Linked DNA regions of Homo sapiens: regions 2 and 3 are each linked to region 1. Evidence: read pairs that join two places in POLR2A ChIA-PET (ENCODE). Cell type or tissue: MCF 10A. All regions are shown on one strand. Each heading gives the region's core, and the rest is flanking DNA. Links, peaks and the distances in the headings are about the cores only.

Region 1 (6,469 bases), core at 782-5,781:
GAAGCTGATGACGGGAGATGAGGTGAGATGTAGGACCAGAGGGCCGGGGAGGTTGCCTCATGCTTGTAATCCCAGCACTTTGGGAAGCCAAGGAGGGCAGATCACTTGAGGTCAGGAGTTTGAGACTAGCCTGGCCAACATGGTGAAACCTCATCTCTACTAAAAATACAAAAAAAAAATTTAGCCAGGCATGGTGGCGTGTGCCTGTAGTCCCAGCTACTTGGGAGGCTGAGTCATGAGAATCACTTGAACCTGGAAGGCAGAAGTTAGAGTGGTCCGAGATCATGCCCCTGGGTGACACAGTGAGACTGTCTCAAAAAAAAGAAAAAAAGAAAAAAAGAAGCAGGACCAGAGGATGCAGGGCCTTGAGGAAGAATCTAGAAGAATCTAGCTTTTATTGTCAGTGAGGTGGGAGCGTCAGATGGTTCTAAGCAGGGCAGTCATGGAATCTTTTTTTTTTTTTTTCTTTTTGAGACAGAGTTTCGTACTTGTTGCCCAGGCTGGAGTGCAATGGCACAACCTCAGCTCACTGCAACCTCCGCCTCCTGATTCAAGCGATTCTCCTGCCTCAGCCTCCCGAGTAGCTGGGATTACAGGCATACGCCACCATGCCCGGCTAATTTGTATTTTTAGTAGAGATGGGTTTTCTCCATGTTGGTCAGGCTGGTCTCAAACTCTCAACCTCAGGTGATCCACCCGCCTCGGCCTCCCAAAGTGCTGGGATTACAGGTGTGAGCCACCGCGCCCAGCATGGAATCTTTACCTGTTTCAAGCCATCACTGGCGGTCAGACAGAAAATGAATTCATCACATGAAATACCTGCTGTTCGGCACATGAGCATTTCTGGAAGTATTTCTGGAAGTGTTCTATGGAATGGGTGTAAGGTTTTGGGTTTTGTTTTGTTTTTTTTCCCATTAGTTTTTTTTTGTTTTGGGGATGTTTTTAGAGATTGGGTCTCATGTTGCCCAGGCTGGACTCAAACTCCTGGGTTCAGATGATTCTCCCACCTCAGCCTCCCGAGTAGCTGGGACTACAGGTACGCACCACTGCACGTGGCTGAACATTAGCTTTAACCTGCATTTGTGCAATATCCTGTCTGCTGTTTAGGAGCTGGAGTCCAGCACTTGGACTTGTTTGGATCCCCAACTGCCTTGCTCTGAGTAGGTATTCAATGAACATTTGATGAGTTGATGCTTCTGTTTTAGCTATGATCTTCTGGGTTTGTTTTGTTTTGTTTTGTTTTTACACAGAATGTTGTCCAGGCTTGAGTGCAGTAGCACAACCTCGGCTCACTACAACCTCTTCGTCCCGAGTTCAAGTGATTCTCCTGCCTCAGCCTCCCGAGTAGCTGGGGCTACAGGTGCCCGCCACCATGCTGGGCTAAGTTTTTTGTATGTTTAGTAGAGACAGGCCTTCACCATGTTGGCCAGGCTGGTCTGGAACTCCTGACCTCAAGTGATCTGCCCACCTCAGCCTCCCAAAGCGCTGAGATTACAGGCGTGACCCACCTTGCTAGGCCTGATCTTCTGGTTTTGCTTCTCAAAGTGTGGTCCTCAGACCAGTATCCGCACCAGCTGGGAGCTTGTAGGAAATGGAGAATCCTAGGCCCCACCCAGGCCTACTAAATCAGAATCTGCCATTTAACAAGATCCCCAAGAAATCCTAATGAATGGTAAAGTTTAAGAAGCACTTCTAGAGGGCAGAATAACTCAAGGGCCTCCGAAAAACCCGTAACAGACAGCAGGAAGTGGGCAGGGGTTAAAAGAGAGGCAGCCCTTAAGCCCAGCTGGGATGGAAGAAGATTTTGATTGGAGGTAAGAGAAGGTACATTCCAGGCTAAGACAAGGCTGGGAAGGAGGAGGCAAGTGTGAGGGTGGAGGGCCAGTGGTCTGAAGCAGCCAGCCCCAGGGGCCAGCAAAATGAGGAGGTAGAAATTCCCAGAAAGGCAGGAGACACCAGTTGCAGTGGCTCACGCCTGTAATCCCAACACTTTGGGAGGCCGAAGCGGGTGGATCACCTGAGGTCAGGAGTTGGAGACCAGCCTGGCCAACATGGTGAAACCCAGTCTCTACTAAAATACAAAAATTAGCTGGGCATGGTGGCAGGCACCTGTAATCCCAGCTACTGGGGAGGCTGAAGCAGAAGAATTGATTGAACCCGGGAGGCGGAGCTTGCAGTGAGCTGAAATTGCACCACTGCACTCCAGCCTGGGAGACAGGGCAAGACTCAGTCTCAAAAAAAAAAAAAAAAAAAGGCAGGAGAAAGCTCTCTCAGAGAGCAGCCCCTCAGATGGCCAAACAAGACTGGGGAGTTAGGTGGTGTGAGGCTGAATTCTGGCTCTGCCTCCCCCTAGCTGAGTGACCTTGGGCAAGTTATCATACTTAACTCTCTGAGCCTCTACAAAGTGGGGATAATAATAGATGTGCCAGCTGTTGGGGGGGCAGGAAGATTAAATGAGATAACACATATAAAACGCTTGGTACAGGAGAAAGGTGGGGAGCGCTCAGTAAATGGTAACTGTGATGACGAATAAAGTGCGGGCTGGATTGGGAAGGCCAGGAGGGGGCACTGAAGGCTTTTGAGACGGGGAGTACTGCAGCCTGTGTTTTAGGGAGATAAATCCAGCGGGTGCACCAGAGACAAGGACAGGGGCATGGCCAGAGGCTGCGGGCAGATGGGAGGTTGGTGTAATAGGGGCAAGACATTGAGAGGTGCCTTGGAGCTCAGAGAGGGGGAAGCAGCTGCCCTGGGGCAGAGAGAGGCTGGGGCAGGATGGCTCTGGGCTTCTAGGCTAGGAGGTGGGCTGAGGGCAGGCAGGCTCTGGGAGAGACGTGCTGTGGGAAGTGTCTGGCTGGGGTGGGGTGGAGAGGGGGGCTTCAGGGGACAGCAGAGAGGGGAGGTCTGAGGCATGGGGAGGATCAGGACCAGAGTCAGAGAGAAAACTTTCAGCCACAGGGGTTTATGGATGCCTCAGGATAGGTGAGGCTGCTCCCAAGAAGGAGGTCCTGAGGGAGCAGGAGGTGAGCTCAGCTGCACACAGAGGACTCAGTTGGGGAGACTCCCTCAAAAGTGGCAGCCACCCTGAGTCACTAAGTCTGTGACTCACCTCTGGCAGAGAGGAGGCAGGACAAGTAACAAAGCTGGTGCTTCCTGGGATGTTATCTGTGGGCCAGTCCCTGGTTTGCAAATCCCTTCCGTGCATGAACTTATCTAAAGCCCTATGAGGTGGAGCTAGTACCGGCACTATCCCATACTGCAGATGGAGAAATTGAGGCCCTGTGCGGTGGGGGTTATTCCAGACTCTTCGGCCAGGACACAGGCATTTGGCTAAACCTAGTGTTTGTGGCAGGGTCTGTTCTGATTGGCCGATGCCTGTCCTACTGGTTAGTCAATGTTTTGAAGGTCACCCTGGTTACACAGCTGGAGGAGGCAGAATCCCAACTAACCCCTGGGGCTGGAGCCCTGGTCTGAACCAGGATCCTCTCTCCGTCTAGCGCCGCAGCGCACCTCAGGACAAGTAATGTGCGTCGAAGGGCTTTGGAAACTGCAAGGCACAGTATAAATAACAGGTTCCTTCATTCCTCCTGGGCAGGAACTTTGGCCTCAACAGTTCCTTCTTTGTTGAGGCCAAAGAAGCTGGGCCATGAGAAGGCAGAGGAAACGCTGCTGTGGGGAACCAGCATTCTCTCTGCTTACTCAACGGGGAAAGTGAGTCAGAAGGGAAGCCTCCCTGAGTGGAGCCCCATGGTCAGCCCCTGGGAGGTTCTCACGTGCCAGACGCCATCCGGCACTAACCAGGTTAGCCTGGACTTGTCCCCAGGGCCCGTCCAGGCTCTCCTGCAACTGGCCACCAGGGGGCGCCGCTCCCCCAGCCTTCCTCTTACTGAACCTACCCCCCACCACCCCCCCAACAACCTGCTCGCGAGAAACCAGGCCTTGGAAGGAGTCCCGGGGAGCAGGCACCAGAGACTTTGAAAAGTGGCAAAAACGCGGGAGATGCTGAGTGGAGGTGGGAGTTCGTCCCTGCCCCACTGGGAGGGAGAAGGGAAGGGGGGACGGAAACCTACATATACCCATTTTCAATTCCCAAACCAGCCCTGTGGAGGAGTGCCTGCTCCCATTTTACAGATGAGGAATTTGAGGCCCAAAGATGTTGGGTAAGATCAAGAGGCTAGGGACAGGCAGCGCTGCGTCATTTGCTTCCAAGGTCAGTTCCTAATGGGACCACAAGCAAATGCTAGCTCATTTGGCCCTGTTGCCTAGCGGGGTCTCCCCCCCCGCCCCCCGTTGATCCTATGTTCTGAGTCGTGGCCAACACCACAACCTATTCCCCCACTGTGTTCCAGCAACAATTCCAGCTGCCCCTTCTCCAACCTGAACTTTCTGGAAGCCTGGGCACCTGCTTCATTGTTTTCCAGGGACCCCCATCAGCCACCCATCCCACACCCTCCCCATCTGGGCAGAGCCGGGAGCCCCCTCTGCAGCCCTGTCCTGCTTGACATCCCTTCCCCACCCCAGGGACCCCGCGGGGTCAGGCTTTGCTCCTCGACACCCCACGGTAGGCAGCAGCACGAATAAACAATGGGACATTTGAACCAGGAAGAGCCTGTGGTTGAGGCCAAAACAGGCACCAAGGTTTTCTCTCAGCTCCTACCAACTCCTTTTATGGCCTCTGGGCCCAGTTCCTTCTTCATAAAAAGTCAGAACTGGAAAAGGCCTCGAGTCACTGGGTCCAACCTGAGCCAACACTTTCCTTTTCTATAGAAAAAACCCGTCGTGCTGCCTCCCCGGCTCCAGCCAGGTTTACAGCACCAGGATCTGGGCCGGCAGCGTCCTTCACCGGAGGGAAATTCTAACCCTGGGGCGGGACCTGGGCACGTCCGCCGGGGAGGCCCAGTCCCTGCACCTGTAAAATGGGGGGCGGGCCTAACCGTAGCTTCTTCAAAGGCCCCCCGCCCCCAGCTTGAGGTTCTGTATCTAGCCCCAGGGACCCGCCCTAACGAACATCTATTTCGGCCCCCTCTGTCCAACCGTTTCCTTCCCTCTGCCCTGAGAGCTGTAGGCAGCTCGCGTGTGTGGGCGCACGTGCGTGCAAGTGATCATGTGTGTGCAGGAGCCGGTGGCGGCCAGACGCAACTCGGCACAGGCGTCCGCGCCTGGCTCTGTGCGCGCCCCCGAGATGCCGGCCTCCCCTAGTCAACCAGGTGGCCGTGTGCAGCCCCGGGTGTGCTCCGCGGGTACCAGCCCGGGCCGCTCGCCCCTCGCGGCCGACAGCACGCGGTGCGCGGCATCTGGAACGTGGGAGCTTCTGGTTCCCAGTCCCGGAGACCAGCGCCCCCTCCCCGCCAGGGATTTTTTCTGCTCCGCGAGGCGCGCTCCGGGGCGGGGGCCGAGAGCAGCCCCGCCCGGGCCGGCCTGCTAGGGCGGCGAGTCTGCCGGGAGCGCGCCGCCCCCACCCAGGCGCCCCGATGGGTTTTTCCATGACTGCATCCGGCCTCGGGCCGCCTTTGTTCCCGCCGTCCCCGGCCTGCCCGCGAAGCGGCCCGCCTCTCCCTGCGCGCCTGGGATTTTCCAGGGCTCAATTGGAGCACTGGCGAGCCGCCTCCCCGCCCCCAGCCTCCCCTGCCCCGGCTGCCCCCGAGTCCTGTTTCAGGGATCCTAGCCCTCTCTCCAGACGCGCTGCTCTGTCCACTGTCCCCGCCTCCAGGACCTGCGTCCTCCCAGCCCCACATTTGTGCGCAAAGTTGACGGTCACCGGGCCCGCGCGCTTCGGCATCTCGCGAAGGCGCTGCCCGCGCCCTGAGTCCTTCCCTGGGGCTGTACGTTGGAAAGGACAGAGGTCTCCTCTGCTTCGCAGTTGCAAAAGGCTTCACGTTTTCACCAAGGGGCAGATGGGGCAGTAGGGGCCCTGGGAGGCCTGGTCCACCAAGGAGGGGGAACCCGCGCGCGCGCGCGCACGCACGTGGCCCGGCGCGCCCGGGAGACCTCCGTGTGATCACCGCGCGCAGCAGCTCCCGGGCGGAAACACCTCCCCCCTCCACGGGAAAGTGGGCTCAACCGGGGGCGGAAAGCGACACGGCTGGGGGACGACTACGTGCTCCCTTAACCCCCTTCCCGCTGTCAGTAAGGAAGTGGAGATAAACCGAAGAGAGGCCTTGGAGAAAGGAGCAGGGCGGGGTGAGGGAGTTGTGGGGGGATTATTTGAGAGTGAGGTCAAGCTCAAGAGCCCCAGGACCCTCTCAGATCCCCCGTGCCCGTGGGAACTGCGCGTCCGCCACCGATCCTGCCCGCGCCGGGTTGAGTTCAGTTTGTGTCTCCGCGCGCTGCGACTTTGCGCGCCTGGGGGCCTCCCAGCTATTGCCTGGCTATGCTGGCGGGAAAAGTGTAAGAAACGCTGTTTGCCCTGCAGGAGAAGCCAGATACGCATGGGGTGCTTCAGGCTGGGGAAAGGTGCCTGCCTCTGTGGGGT
Region 2 (6,469 bases), core at 762-5,761, 62 kb after region 1:
CCTGGTCCCCTCTGCCGTGAGGGGCCAGGTCAAACTCATCCCTCTCACCCCAGCCCACAGGTTGCAGGTCTTTTTTTTTTTTTTTGAGATGGAGTTTCACTCTTGTTGCCCAGGCTGGAGTGCAGTGGTGCAATCTTGGCTCACTGCAACCTCTGCCTCCCGGGTTCAAGCGATTCTCCTGCCTGAGCCTCCCAAGTAGCTGGAATTACAGGTGCCCGCCACCACGCCCGGCTAATGTTTGTAGTTTTAGTAGAGACAGGGTTTCACCATGTTGGCCAGGCTGGTCTTGAACTCCTGACCTCAGGTGATCCACCTGCCTTGGCTTTCCAAAGTGCTGGGATTACAGGCGTGAGCCACCACGCCCGGCCACACAGGTTGCAGATTTGATGAAGGGCAGGGAGGAGGCTCTGGCTAAGACCAGGCTGGATCTGAACTTGTAGTCCAAAGGCAGAAGGAGTGAGATCCAGACTATCCCAGGAAGGAACTGGGGCCTCTGGAAAACCAGAGAGGTTTTCCTCCCCTGAAGGGGTTTTGTGGCACCGTCCCTCAACAGGCCACCTGGTGGCCACAGAGGCTCAGGCAGGGTTGGGTGGGGGGGAATGGGAGGGGATGGGGTGGGTCAGGGCCATTGCTCCCTGCTGAGTCCCACTGGGGATCATTGTGACAGAGAGGAAACCCCTGTTGGTGCAGGGAAGCCAAAGGAAAATAAAATTTGCCCCACCCTGAAAAGGAAAGGAAGACTCAGGAGAGAGGCCCCAGAGGGGGAGGCGTTACTGCCCAAAGGCTCCCAAGACCTGTCAGGTCAGCAGACACCAGCTGTGTCCCAGCAGAAGGTGGCCGGTTGAGCCCAGCTCCAGGAGGACACCAGCTCGGCTCCCATGCCACAAGGGCTGGTCGGGCCTGAGAAAGCGCCTGCCCAGATGTGCCAAGGAGAGTTGGCCCCACACCCAGACCTGCACTGCTGACTCCAAGCAGAGGCTGCGCCCACCTCACCCTCCTTCCTGCAGGAAGTGTGGCTTTGCAACAGTGGCTGGTCTGAGGAACTGCCTCCTAGGCTAAGCCCTCTGGCTACCTCCCCAGGCCTCAGGGATCCCCCTGGAACACACCTGCAGTCCCGTCCAAGGCAGGCTGTGTACTCTGAAAGAGCCCTGGGGTTCCAGGACAGAGCCCACCGGCGCTCACTGGCTAGAGAGCCTGGGGCAGTTCACTCTGCCAGCCGGCCCCCAGTGCTCAGTCCCAGCTCTGCCAGCCAGCATGTAATTTTTCTGCCTGTGAGAGCGTGAGCCACCTGAGCCGGCTGAGCTGAGTGGGCAGGACCAGAGGTCAGGACCAGAGCCTGGGTGCAAAATGCAAACATGGCCCCGTATGCAAATCACTCAGTTGTTTGTTCCTTCTCTCCTGACAAGGGCCAGCCACACCCAGATGCCGAAAAGAGCGCGCATGGCCTGGTCCCTGGGTGTCCTCAAGAGAGGAGTGGGCTGGGCACCTGATGGAGCACAGCAGCGCTAACCTCTGGGGCAGGACCCAGCTGAGCAGACGGCCCTTTCTCTTCGGAGCCGCGAGCCCTCGGTCTCCGCCCGAGGGAATTCATAGCATTCTGCCTTTCCTGAAATCACTCCTGTCCCAAGTGGAGTCATCCCACAGACCATCAGTGATGTCTGTTTCCCCAGGCTCAGGGCAGACTTTCAGTCTGGGGCTGAGGTGGCCCTGTGTGTCTAGGGGCTGATGTGGGCAGACCTTTGAGGAGCTGGCTGGGAACCCCTCCCCCGCCTTCATAACAGGGACCACTGCAGGGTGGTAAGCCAGGCCCACATAGCTCTTTTTTTTTGCCCAGCTAATTTTTTGTATTTTTAGTAGAGACGGGGTTTAATCATGTTGGCCAGGATGGTCTTGAACTCCTGACCTCAGGTGATCCACCCACCTAGGCCCCCTAAAGTGCAGGGATTACAGCCATGAGCCACTGCACCCGGCCATCCACATAGCTCTTTCTTGCCTGAAAGATCCTGGGCCAGGAGGGAACTAAGCTTGGGACCCTGCCTCAAAGGATGCTGGGCAGGGTGACGCCAGCACTGGGTGGGTAGCAGTCCCCTGAGGCTGCGGGTGGCAGACAGCTGGGCCACGGGGACCCTGGGGAGTCCCAGATGTTGTCTCTTTCAGCTCACTGCTTCTCCGAATGTGACGGGGAGACTGGGGAGGCCACAAGGAGGAGACGAGGGGCCCCCACGGGGGTTTACTGAGGAGCACACAGTGCGGGCAGTGGGCCATCTGTCCCAGGGCTGGGCCAGGGAGGGGCTTCCCAGTATCAGCAGGCAGGGCCGCCCTCAGGCCCAGCTCCCCCAGGAGTGCATGGCAGGGGCACCTGGCTCAGGGCTGAATGGAATGAGATGGGTCCAGAGCACCCCCTGCACACAGTGAGGCTCAGGTGAACCTGGGAATGTTCAGGGAGAGGCACAGGAGAAACAGGAGGCCTGAAAGGGAGGGGCCTGGCCTGAGGGCAGATCTGGAGGGAGGGCCCACCCGCAAGCTGCTTCCCTCCGGCCTGCTGGAGGCGCCAAAATCACCCTAGCCCGGGCCCCACCCGACAGTCTGAAAGCCCTTTCTCTTTCCATACTGGGGGAGGTCTGAAAGCCCTGGGCAGGGACCGACGTTCTGATTTCACGGCAGACCTTGTTTTCCACCAAATCAGTGAGCCCTGGTTCTGGAGGGTCCTTGAAATCTCCCCTAAGAGCTTGGTCAGAGCCTCGGAGGAAGGAGGCGTTTGGGGGAGGAGACTCAGATCTGGGAGGCCGGGTCTAGAAGGTCCGGCCCATCCTTGGGACCCCAGAACCTGGTCCCTGAAAGGCATGGCCCCTCCTGAGGCACTGACTCTGGGGACTGAAGCCCCCACAGAGCTCTCACTTCCAAGGCCCCCCAACCCTGGGCCACTGGGGAATCCCTGCTCCCTCCCCTTCCCCACCCATCCTCTTAGGCTCCTTCTCCTCCCATCCCCCAGGGAAAAGAGGGCCCGCCCCCCACGCCAGGGCATCCCACTTCCTGCCTCTCACCGGCAAACAGCTCCCAATCCCAGTCCTCAGTGAGGAAACGGAGGTGTGTCTGACCCCTCCCAGCCAGGCTCCACCACAGTGCTGGCCCTTGACTGTATTTGTCCGTCCTGTTGGCTTCCTCCAGGTCGGTCTTGTGTTCACACAGGGTACTCTAGCCCACCTCCCTCCTGCTTCCCTGACTTCACAGCCTCCATATATATATATATATATTTTTTCCTTCTCCTTCCAGATGGAGTTTTGCTCTGTTGCCTAGGCTGGAGTGCGGTGGCAAGATCTCGGCTCACTGCAACCTCCTCTTCCTGGATTGAAGCGATTCTCCTGCCTCAGCCTCCAAGTAGCTGGGATTACAGGCGCCCACCACCACACCCAGCTAATTTTTTGATATTTTTAGTAGAGATGGGTTTCCCGAGTTTCACTGTGTTGGCCAGGCTGGTCCCAAACTCCTGACCTCAAGTGATCCGCCCGCCTCGGCCTCCCAAAGTGCTGGGATTACAGGCGTGAGCCACCAAGCACGGCCCCGCAGCCTCCTTCTTGAAAGAGATGTCCACACCCCATCTGCCCCTCCTTCTCCCTTCCTCATTCCTCAGCAGCTGGCCTCCTGCGGCTGCTCCCAGGATCTTCTGCAGAGTCTGGTCCAGCCAACCCCACCTACCTGGCTCCACATCCACGTCTTTTGAGCCCTCCTCTTCTCCGCCCCATGGGTGCCCGTTTCTCCAGGCCTGCCTCTCTGCCCTCCTGTCCTCACCACAGGCCCTTCTTTCTGCCTGGGCCTTCTTTCTGCCTTCCCTCTGAGAGTGGAAGTGGGGAGGCTGGGAACAAAGGCTGGCATAGGGCACCCTGGGTGCAAAGAGGCCTCACTGTGTACCAGCTGGATGGCCTTGGTTTCCTCAGGCATAAAGTGAGGTTGGTAACGTGGAATTGGCCTCTGGGTCCTGTGAGGACTTAGAGGCACACATCCAGGCAGCTGCTGCACACCCAGGGGGCTGAGATTTGCCCAATGGACTCTGGCACCAGTGCTTTCAGCCACAGTGAGAGGTTTGCAGAGGGCTTCATAAGTCCTCAGGCATTTGGGCTGATCTGGGAGTCCCAGTGACCCAAGCAGCCACACACATTCCCACACAGCTCAGCGCATTACTCTTCCAAGCAAGGGGCAGGCGCGTTTTGAGGGCCTCGACCATTTGTACGGAACACCGTGTTCTGTCTGCTGCCACTGGTCTCAAGGAGGACGAATCCCCTCGACCTTACCCCACCCTGGGCATCTCCACCCAGAGCCCTGGGACGTGAGGGCTGGGGGCTGGCAGCAGATGGGTTAACTCCTGGCCTGGCTCCAGAAGGATGCCCCGTCAGCCTGCAAACCCCTCTGGACTCCTGGCACCCCTCCCCTCCCACACGGCCCCTCTACCCTCCGACTGAAGGGCACAGGGGCTCCCCCAGGTGGCCAAATGCACGAAGGCCAGAAACGGGGGAGTCCGGCAAAGACTCACTGCAAACAGCTCGCCCCTTCCGCCCCATAAATACAGCTCCCTGGTCGGACCAGGTGTTCTGACTTGGGATTTGGAAAATCAGGCCACCTGTATGTGGATTTGCGTCTGTAGGAAGCCAGCGGCTTTGCAGCCCAGGTGTTGTAAAGTATTCTTAGCAGGCTGTGGGGGAACTGCTTGCAGCCATTCTAAAGCTGTGGCAGGGTTTAGAATGACACACTCTGCCATGTGTCATGGGTCACAGGACACAGAGATATGGGGACAGGAAACAGCCCAGAGGCCCAGCTCGAAGCCAGAAATGCACCAGTAACCACTATCATGTATAACATGCCTCTGTGTGCCTGTCACCATGCTCAAGGCTTTCCATCCCTCGTCTCATTTACTTCTCACAACAGCCTAGGAGTTAGGCACTCTGATTCTCCCCATTTAGCAGATGAGGAAACTGAGGCTGAAGTTAAATCCTTTGTCTAGAATCACACAGCTAGACAAAGCCTGAACTTGAACTCAAATATGTCTGCCTCCCAGCTCTTTGCTCTTTTTTTTTTTTTTGAGATGGAGTCTCGCTGTGTCGCCCAGGCTGGAGTGCAGTGGCGCAATCTTGGCTCACTGCAAGCTCCGCCTCCCCGGTTCACGCCATTCTCCTGCCACAGCCTCCCGAGTAGCTGGGACTACAGGCACCCGCCACCGTGCCTGGCTAATTTTTTTGTTATTTTTAGTAGAGACGGGGTTTCACTGTGTTAGCCACGATGGTCTCGATCTCCTGACCTCGTGATCTGCCCGCCTCGGCCTCCCAAAGTGCTGGGATTACAGGCGTGAGCCACCATGTCCGGCCTTTAGCTCTTTGCTCTTATGCAAGCCTGCCTGTGCACAGGAAGATGACTTGGCCAAGTAACTAGAGAGCCACGAGTATACTCGTGAGATGCTCATCAACGAGGATGTGCAACGCCTTCTTACCCCAGAAGCATGCACAGCAGGCGCTCCGCAATTGCAGCTGGAACACAGGGAATGCATACACATGAGAAACAGGAAGGCAGGACCCAGCTTCCCCCAAAAACAGCACACACAGGCACCCAGGGGCCCTGATACCTGCCAACAGCAAGATGTGTACAAGACTCAGGGCTTGGGTACTGGTCCTTCTAGACCACAGGCACCTAGACACCATTGAGTGAACCAAGATCCAGAAAGTTCCAGTGACAGGTTGTGGCCCACTCTCGGCTTACTGGCAGGCTGAGCTCCAGCATTCTCAGACCCAGACAGGTTCCTGGTGACAGCCATGCACAAGCAGGGAACACATCCATGAATGTGGGTTCAATCACACACGGCTCCACCCACATATACATCTTCCAAAGACAAAACCTGCTGCCACCATCTGTGCAGACACAGTTGAACACCTGGCCTCTTGGTCACACAGTTCAGCTCACAATGACAAGCACACACACGACACACACAGAGAGACACAGACACACGCACACACAATACAGACAAACACACGCACATGAAAGGGGGTCTCAGAGAGAAGGGGAAGAAAGGAGGAGCTGGCTCAGGAGCTGAAAATCCCTGCAGTCCCACAGACACGCAGGGCCTAAGCCCTGGGATCCGGCCCCTGGGCTGCAGACTCTGTCCTCAGGTGGCTGCCACCCACCTTCTGGGGCCCCGCCTGCCTTCTGTCTTCTGTCCTTCCATTTTATTTATTTATTTATTTATATATATATATATATATATATTTTTTTTTTTTGAGACAGAGTCTTGCTCTGTCACCCAGGCTGGAGTGCAATGGTGAGATCTCGGCTCACTGCAACCTCCACCTCCCGAGTTCAAGCAATCCTCCTGCCTCAGCTCCCTAAGTAGCTGGGACTACAGGCACGTGCCACCGCACCTGGCTACTTTTTTTTTGTATTTTGAGTAGAGACAGGGTTTCACCATGTTGGCCAGGCTGGTCTCGAA
Region 3 (6,469 bases), core at 1,028-6,027, 100 kb after region 1:
GCGTCTCCTTAACCCTTGTGTCCCTGGCGTCATCTCTGACTCTCCCAGGGGCGACTTCTTGGCAGAGCGGAGCTCGGGGCCCGGATCTCCACAGGGGCTCTCAGTGACCCCTTCTGGACTCAGTCCGGGAATGAGTTTGTGGGGTGAGAACACCGTCCCCAGTGCGGGGCCTGGCTGTTCGATTTTCTCCGAAGCACCAAAAGGTGACTTCCCGCGAGGGCGATGAGTAGTAGCCCGAGAGGCGCATCCCCGACAGTCTCGGACCTACGCAGCCCGGTGGACTTTGGGGCGACCTCCCGTGGGACTTGGCCCGCCGAATGCAGACATTCGGGCCTGCCGGGGTGGCGGCAGTGGGGCGTCGAGTCGAGAGCCCGGCCGACCGACGCGCGACCCGCGCGCGTGCCACTGCAAGCTCTGCCTGCCGGCCGGGAGTCTCCAAGGCAAGGGACGCACTCGGCGGCCCCGGGCCACGTGCTCCCTGCGCGCGGTGCGTGCCGAGGCCCGCGCGCAAAGCCCGCCGGGCGGGGGATGCGCGCCTGCGCGCCGCGACCTCCCTGCCCCCACTGCTCCCCGGGGCTTCGGCCGCCAGGGGGCGAGAGCGGGCGGAGCCGGGGTCCGCGGAGCGGAGCGGGGCGGGCCGGACTGAGAGGGCCGACAGGTGGCCCGGAGCCGCTCGCCGGACAGCGGCCGAGGGGTTCCCGCAGGCCCGGACGCCGGACCTCTGTTGGTATTGGTGGCCGTGTCGTGTGGAAAAAGTTACCGGGCGCCCGGGGCCGCGCTGCCTTTTGGATCCCGGGCGGAGTCCCACCCCCGAGGTGCTGTCGGGATCCCTAGCCGCCGCGGGGAGGCCGGGAGTTGGTGGCTCCGGCGGCAGGCCCCGGCCTGGGGCACCGCCAAGCAGCGGTTTGCGGCCTCTAGGAACAGCGGTCGGATTTGGGGGGTCGGTGTGCTTTGGCTTTTTTAGATACCTGTCCTGGCCGGGGCGGTGCGGCCTCGCGGGCCTTCCAGGCTGGCGCGCCTGTGGGGCTCTCCCCGAGCGCAGGCCCCTCTCTCTTTGCCTTATTTATTTTTGGAACATAACCTGCCGCCTTTCTAGACGGCTCGAGGGGCGGGCTCTTTGCACTTGGAAGCAGGCTGATGGGCGTGAGTGTCCGGGGCTCGTCCACCCGGCCGGACGGGCTGGGGGCTGTGGCGCCACATGGCTCCTTTTTCCTGGGAAGCGCCAGGGGGCAGTGGGAACCGCCACCGGGGCCGCTGTAGCGGGCCTTAAAGGATGGGAAACCTTGATCACAGATGCCCCCCGCCGGCCTTCCTTCCACCAGACCAGTGGGAGAGGGACCGCAGGGGCATCAGGCCTTTCTCAACATGCGACTCTTAATTTGGGACGGACAGAACAGCCGTACAGACCAGTAGTTCTCAGCGCCTTTGCTTACCCTGGGTTGCTCAGAAGACTTACTGGTTACTGGTTCCTTCTTCCCTTTTGAAGGACTTAAAGGAGAAGAAGGAAGTTGTGGAAGAGGCAGAAAATGGAAGAGACGCCCCTGCTAACGGGAATGCTGTGAGTGTCTGCTTTGCTCCTGAGCCCTGGCAGCTACCGCCCCACAAAATTTTTCCTGTTCTACTTTAAACATACCTATATATGTGTGTGTATGTGTATATGTATAGCTTTGCACAGTGGCAGTATCGTAGCCAATGAGCTTTACCCGAGGCGCGATTATTGCTAGTTAAATATTTATAAAAACCTTTCGAGCAGCGCCTGAACAAGAATAGGTTCAGAGGAGACTCCGGTAGTCTGAGTTTGGGCTTGGCCCAGGGTGGGGAAAAGCCCTTGTCCTGGGGCAGTTAATGTGCAGGTTTCATGATGGAGCCTGGAGGGTGTTGACTGGAGAAGGGTCTCTGGGGTGGGCTTGGCTTGGCTGGGCTGTAGATGCAGCCGCCAGCCTCTGGTGGGAGGCCGGGCATCAGGAGCAACGCTCTGTCCAGCCTGGGGCCAGCTGGTAATGACATGGCCTGTTTTCTGTCGAGGAGAATGAGGAAAATGGGGAGCAGGAGGCTGACAATGAGGTAGACGAAGAAGAGGAAGAAGGTGGGGAGGAAGAGGAGGAGGAAGAAGAAGGTGATGGTGAGTAGCCTTGTCTATCTTCCCCTTTTCAGGTACTTTTTCCTGGCCTTGTCTGGCAGAAGGGGAAGGAAGGAATTGGGGCTCCTGGGAGTGGGACAATGGTACTTGGGGCCAGTGGACCACATGGCCCTGGGCACCCACCTGTAGAGTCAGGGAAGGTCTCCCTGACATGGAGTTGTGCCCATGCCCACTCACACTCACTCGCACACCTGAAAGTTTCTTTCGTGCAGCTCTGAAAGCCACTGATCTATTGGGCTGGCCTTTTGGGGTGCAGCTGCTTGGGCCTCTCTCCTCTGGAGAGTCCCACCTGTGTAGTGGGCGTGGGTGCCCTGATTGGGCCCAGTTGCAGGCAGTAGAGGCAGGGCAGGGACCTTGCAGTCCACTACATGTTCCTCGGGATTTCCCCAGGAGCCACAGTAGGAGGGAAGTGTGGTTTACCTGGCCTTTGATTCTCTCCAGGTGAGGAAGAGGATGGAGATGAAGATGAGGAAGCTGAGTCAGCTACGGGCAAGCGGGCAGCTGAAGATGATGAGGTGGGTTCTGGCTTGAGAAGAAGGGGGGTTTGGCATCTGGGTCTCCCCACCTGCCTTTAGCTGAGGTGCTCAAGCTGCGGAGGGACTGTTTCTGACTTTGTAGGTGGCCACTGTGTGGTCCTGAATCTTAAGAACAGGAAGGAAACAGGGCTGGGCTCAACTTCCCAGAGGCCTTGGGCTGTGGAGCTGGGGGTCCCTGGTTCTTGCTCTGCCAGCAGGAGCTGAGGCAGTGGGCTGGATAGGGCTCCTGGGGTTGGAGGGGCCTTTGACAGTCTTTCTCTGCTTAGGATGACGATGTCGATACCAAGAAGCAGAAGACCGACGAGGATGACTAGACAGCAAAAAAGGAAAAGTTAAACTAAAAAAAAAAAGGCCGCCGTGACCTATTCACCCTCCACTTCCCGTCTCAGAATCTAAACGTGGTCACCTTCGAGTAGAGAGGCCCGCCCGCCCACCGTGGGCAGTGCCACCCGCAGATGACACGCGCTCTCCACCACCCAACCCAAACCATGAGAATTTGCAACAGGGGAGGAAAAAAGAACCAAAACTTCCAAGGCCCTGCTTTTTTTCTTAAAAGTACTTTAAAAAGGAAATTTGTTTGTATTTTTTATTTACATTTTATATTTTTGTACATATTGTTAGGGTCAGCCATTTTTAATGATCTCGGATGACCAAACCAGCCTTCGGAGCGTTCTCTGTCCTACTTCTGACTTTACTTGTGGTGTGACCATGTTCATTATAATCTCAAAGGAGAAAAAAAACCTTGTAAAAAAAGCAAAAATGACAACAGAAAAACAATCTTATTCCGAGCATTCCAGTAACTTTTTTGTGTATGTACTTAGCTGTACTATAAGTAGTTGGTTTGTATGAGATGGTTAAAAAGGCCAAAGATAAAAGGTTTCTTTTTTTTTCCTTTTTTGTCTATGAAGTTGCTGTTTATTTTTTTTGGCCTGTTTGATGTATGTGTGAAACAATGTTGTCCAACAATAAACAGGAATTTTATTTTGCTGAGTTGTTCTAACAAAGCTGTCTCAAGCCTGGTTTTTCTGTTTCAGTTTCTTCAGACCTTCCAGGGCACAAGGATAGGAGGGGGAGGATCCTGGGGACAGTGGGTTGACATTTTGGGAGGCAGTTGGATGTGTCCTGTGATGGGCAGCAGAGTCTGGTGGGTGGGCAGGGACTGAGCTGCAGTTGGCTGGGGGGGCTGCTCACTGGGGCAGTCAGTGATTGCCCCAAGAAGCCTTAACTGGGGAGGAGGACTTCATCACTGGGTGCCACATGGGGACCCTGGTGCCCTGGGGGTGGGGGTTTGCAGTCCTAGACACTGGAAACGGGCCACACGGGACTGCCATTATGTGGAGCGCAGGGTGCTGGTGGTATAGGCCAAGAGGGAACTTGCCAAGCCTCCCAGGATGAGCGTCCAAGTGGTGGCTGCCTCTGCAGGCCTCACAGGTTTAGCTCCATGACGTGGCTCCCCCTGCTGGTGGCACGTGGTACCCCCCGGCCTCTTAGAATGCCGGGGTTTTGGTTTGGCACTGGTGCAGCCTGGCAGTCATCCAACCTTTGGTCTCCAGGTCCCTTAGGTTAGTTGGGCAGGCCCACCCTGCCCCTTGAACACAGTTGGAGAAGTTACTGTGCCGTTTGGATATTCATACACGGGCTGTGAGCAGTGGGTCAGGATAGCCAACTGGAGGAAGTGCCACCAGCTCGTGCCCTCAGAGGTGGAGGTAAGGATTAGAGCTCACCTAGAACCTTCTGGGATCCTCCAATGAGAGCTGCAGGGGCAGGGGCCGGTATAGGCACTGCTAGTGGGCCTGTTGCCCAGGTAGGACCTGAGGAAGCCATCCAGTGGTATCTGCAGGAAAACTCCCAGGAGCAGACTGAAGTGTCTGCAGAGGCCTGGCCTGGGTTAAGGGGAGATGCTGGGAAGGAGGGAAATGTGTGCATTGAAGAGAGCAAGAGAGACCAGTTCCCTCTACCTGCCCCTTGACACCGTGTCCACCCCATTCCATGCCCCCCCGACCTTTGTGTTTCACACCAGGCACCAGAGTTCTGGGGGGACCTTTCCCTTCTCTGGCTGGAGCTTAGTCACTCTCATGGGGCTGCTCAGGCCGCTTGTTCAGCATGTCCCCAGGCAGCTGCCACCAGGATCGGGGGCAGGTTGAGGCCTTGGTAGGAGGGACCCTCTGACCTGTATCTACCCCACACCCCCTGCACAGCCTGGGTATCTGCATCCTGGCTCATCCAGGGAAGAAAGGGAGGGTCTGGAGCCAAAACGCTGGCTCCTCTCTGTTCTGCCGCCCAAGGCGACTCAGTACTGCAGTGTTCCCAAGCTCGGCGCCCAGGAGGGTGTCTCTAAGGCAGGAGTGCAGGCGAAGGCCGTGAAGGAAGGCCACACAGGGCAGGTAGCGCTTGGAGCTGAGAGCAGATCTAACCCAGCTCCCTCAGGCTGCAGTCCTGCTCGGGACCACTACCGCAAGGCCCCTGAAAGGGGAGAAGCTGTGCCCTGGTCCGCACACAGACACGGCAGGCATGTTAGCATGAGGCAAGTAACTGAACCTTGTGGGCTTCAATCCCCTCCTCTGCAAAATGGGAACAATAGGATGAGGCATGAGCCAGGGCCCAGGGCTGCCTTGCTAGGGTCCCCCTGAGACACCCATATCAGCAGAGCTTACTGCCTCTGCTGTCTGAGCTGCCTCATCCCACCAAAGGTTTGGCCTGGAACAGCATTTGCTGGTTCTAGCAGAACACACTTACCCCTAGTCCTGAGCCTAGCACACAATTAACCACTGCCTGAGGATATACCTCAGGGCCCAGAGTCACCTTGATACCACTCCCAAAGTCCCCGAATGACCTCCCACTGGAGCCCAGGTTAAAAGATTATCAAGGAATGGGCGCCCCCTGGTGGACACAGAGGAACTGTAAAGCGTGCCGCTGAATTCTGTCCAGGAAAGACCCTTCAGTGGGCCCTGGTCCCAAGGTAGGCAACGCCAGTCACCCTCCACCTGACTCCCGCAACAAGACCTTTCTCCCTCTCTGTTGCTGGAACCCCAGTCAGATGTGACAGTCAGTGGTCATTTCCCAGACCTTCCTTCTGGGCAACTGATGCCCTCTCCCAAGGACTGAGTCCTTTACGTGGAACCAAAGCTGGAAGCAGGGGTCCACTCTTCCACGGTCTTGGGCTTCCCTGTGGCCACACACACCCTCACTGGACTCCACGCACCCTCACTGGACTCCATGCACCCTCACTGGACTCCATGCACCCTCACTGGACTCCATGCACCCTCACTCACTGGACTCCATACTGCCTCAGCAGACTCCACACTCTCTCACTGGACTCCCTGCTCCCTCACTCACTGGACTCCACGCACCCTCACTCACTGGACTCCACGCACCCTCACTGGACTCCACGCACCCTTACTCACTGGACTCCACACATCTTCACTGGACTCCACACATCCTCAGTGGACTCCACACATTCTCACTGGACTCTACAGACCCTCACTGGACTCCACGCTCCCTCACTGGACTCCACACTCCTTCACTGGACTCCACACACCCTCACTGGGACTGCTGCCCTGAGTACAAACTAGGAGAGTTTGAATGGGGGGTGTTCACTAGAATGACTAGAATGACTCAGTCACTAGAATGGGGGGCGGGGAGTCAGGGGCTCCCAGCTCTACTTCCTGGCTTTATCTTGGCTGTTGGCTACACAGCCCCAGGAATCAGTACTGCTTCTCCTCTACTGCTATCACAAGCCCTGGGGTCAGGATCCTCAGCCTCTGGCCCTTCCTAACTCCTCCCAGATCTCAGT

What was found. ChIA-PET counts read pairs that join two places held together with the same protein. Peaks named below come from ENCODE experiments on the same cell type or tissue, not always from the same donor. Only the 100,000 strongest peaks of a DNase experiment are listed, where the experiment ranks them.
Region 2: POLR2A ChIA-PET joins it to region 1 with 73 read pairs; 29 of 35 experiments call an interaction of 5 or more read pairs at or near these places.
Region 3: POLR2A ChIA-PET joins it to region 1 with 33 read pairs; 29 of 35 experiments call an interaction of 5 or more read pairs at or near these places.

Annotation. Positions count from the first base shown.
Region 1 is chr2:231,608,877-231,615,345 of GRCh38, forward strand. LOC105373928 (a long non-coding RNA gene) reads left to right here and starts at 2,890. Exons shown (of 2, transcript XR_923987.2): 1 at 2,890-4,009; 2 at 4,096-4,709. RefSeq lists enhancers at 3,413-3,662, 3,556-4,202, 4,203-4,848, 4,333-4,422, 4,433-4,482 and 4 more and a silencer at 5,313-5,692. In MCF 10A, for the core only: a CTCF peak has its summit at 3,838 (motif pointing right); DNase peaks (open chromatin) are centred at 3,105, 3,805, 5,065, 5,525 and 1 weaker place.
Region 2 is chr2:231,670,531-231,676,999 of GRCh38, forward strand. No RefSeq gene overlaps it. Among named protein-coding and RNA genes, the nearest start is that of PTMA, 35 kb to the right of the region's middle. RefSeq lists silencers at 490-629, 690-739 and enhancers at 1,580-1,629, 1,606-2,718, 1,730-1,779, 2,280-2,329, 2,316-3,038 and 2 more. In MCF 10A, for the core only: a CTCF peak has its summit at 4,463 (motif pointing left); DNase peaks (open chromatin) are centred at 3,041 and 4,491.
Region 3 is chr2:231,709,862-231,716,330 of GRCh38, forward strand. PTMA (prothymosin alpha) reads left to right here. Exons shown (of 5, transcript NM_002823.5): 2 at 1,487-1,558; 3 at 2,029-2,122; 4 at 2,582-2,655; 5 at 2,943-3,690. The coding sequence ends at 2,990. MIR1244-1 (microRNA 1244-1) reads left to right here and starts at 3,453; the gene lies at 3,453-3,537. It also overlaps the pseudogene LOC124906134. RefSeq lists silencers at 403-812, 853-942, 1,243-1,292, 4,858-5,152 and enhancers at 628-1,264, 2,338-2,838, 4,641-4,800, 4,810-5,339, 5,340-5,869 and 2 more. In MCF 10A, for the core only: CTCF peaks have their summits at 4,146 (motif pointing left) and 5,581 (motif pointing left); DNase peaks (open chromatin) are centred at 4,130 and 5,540.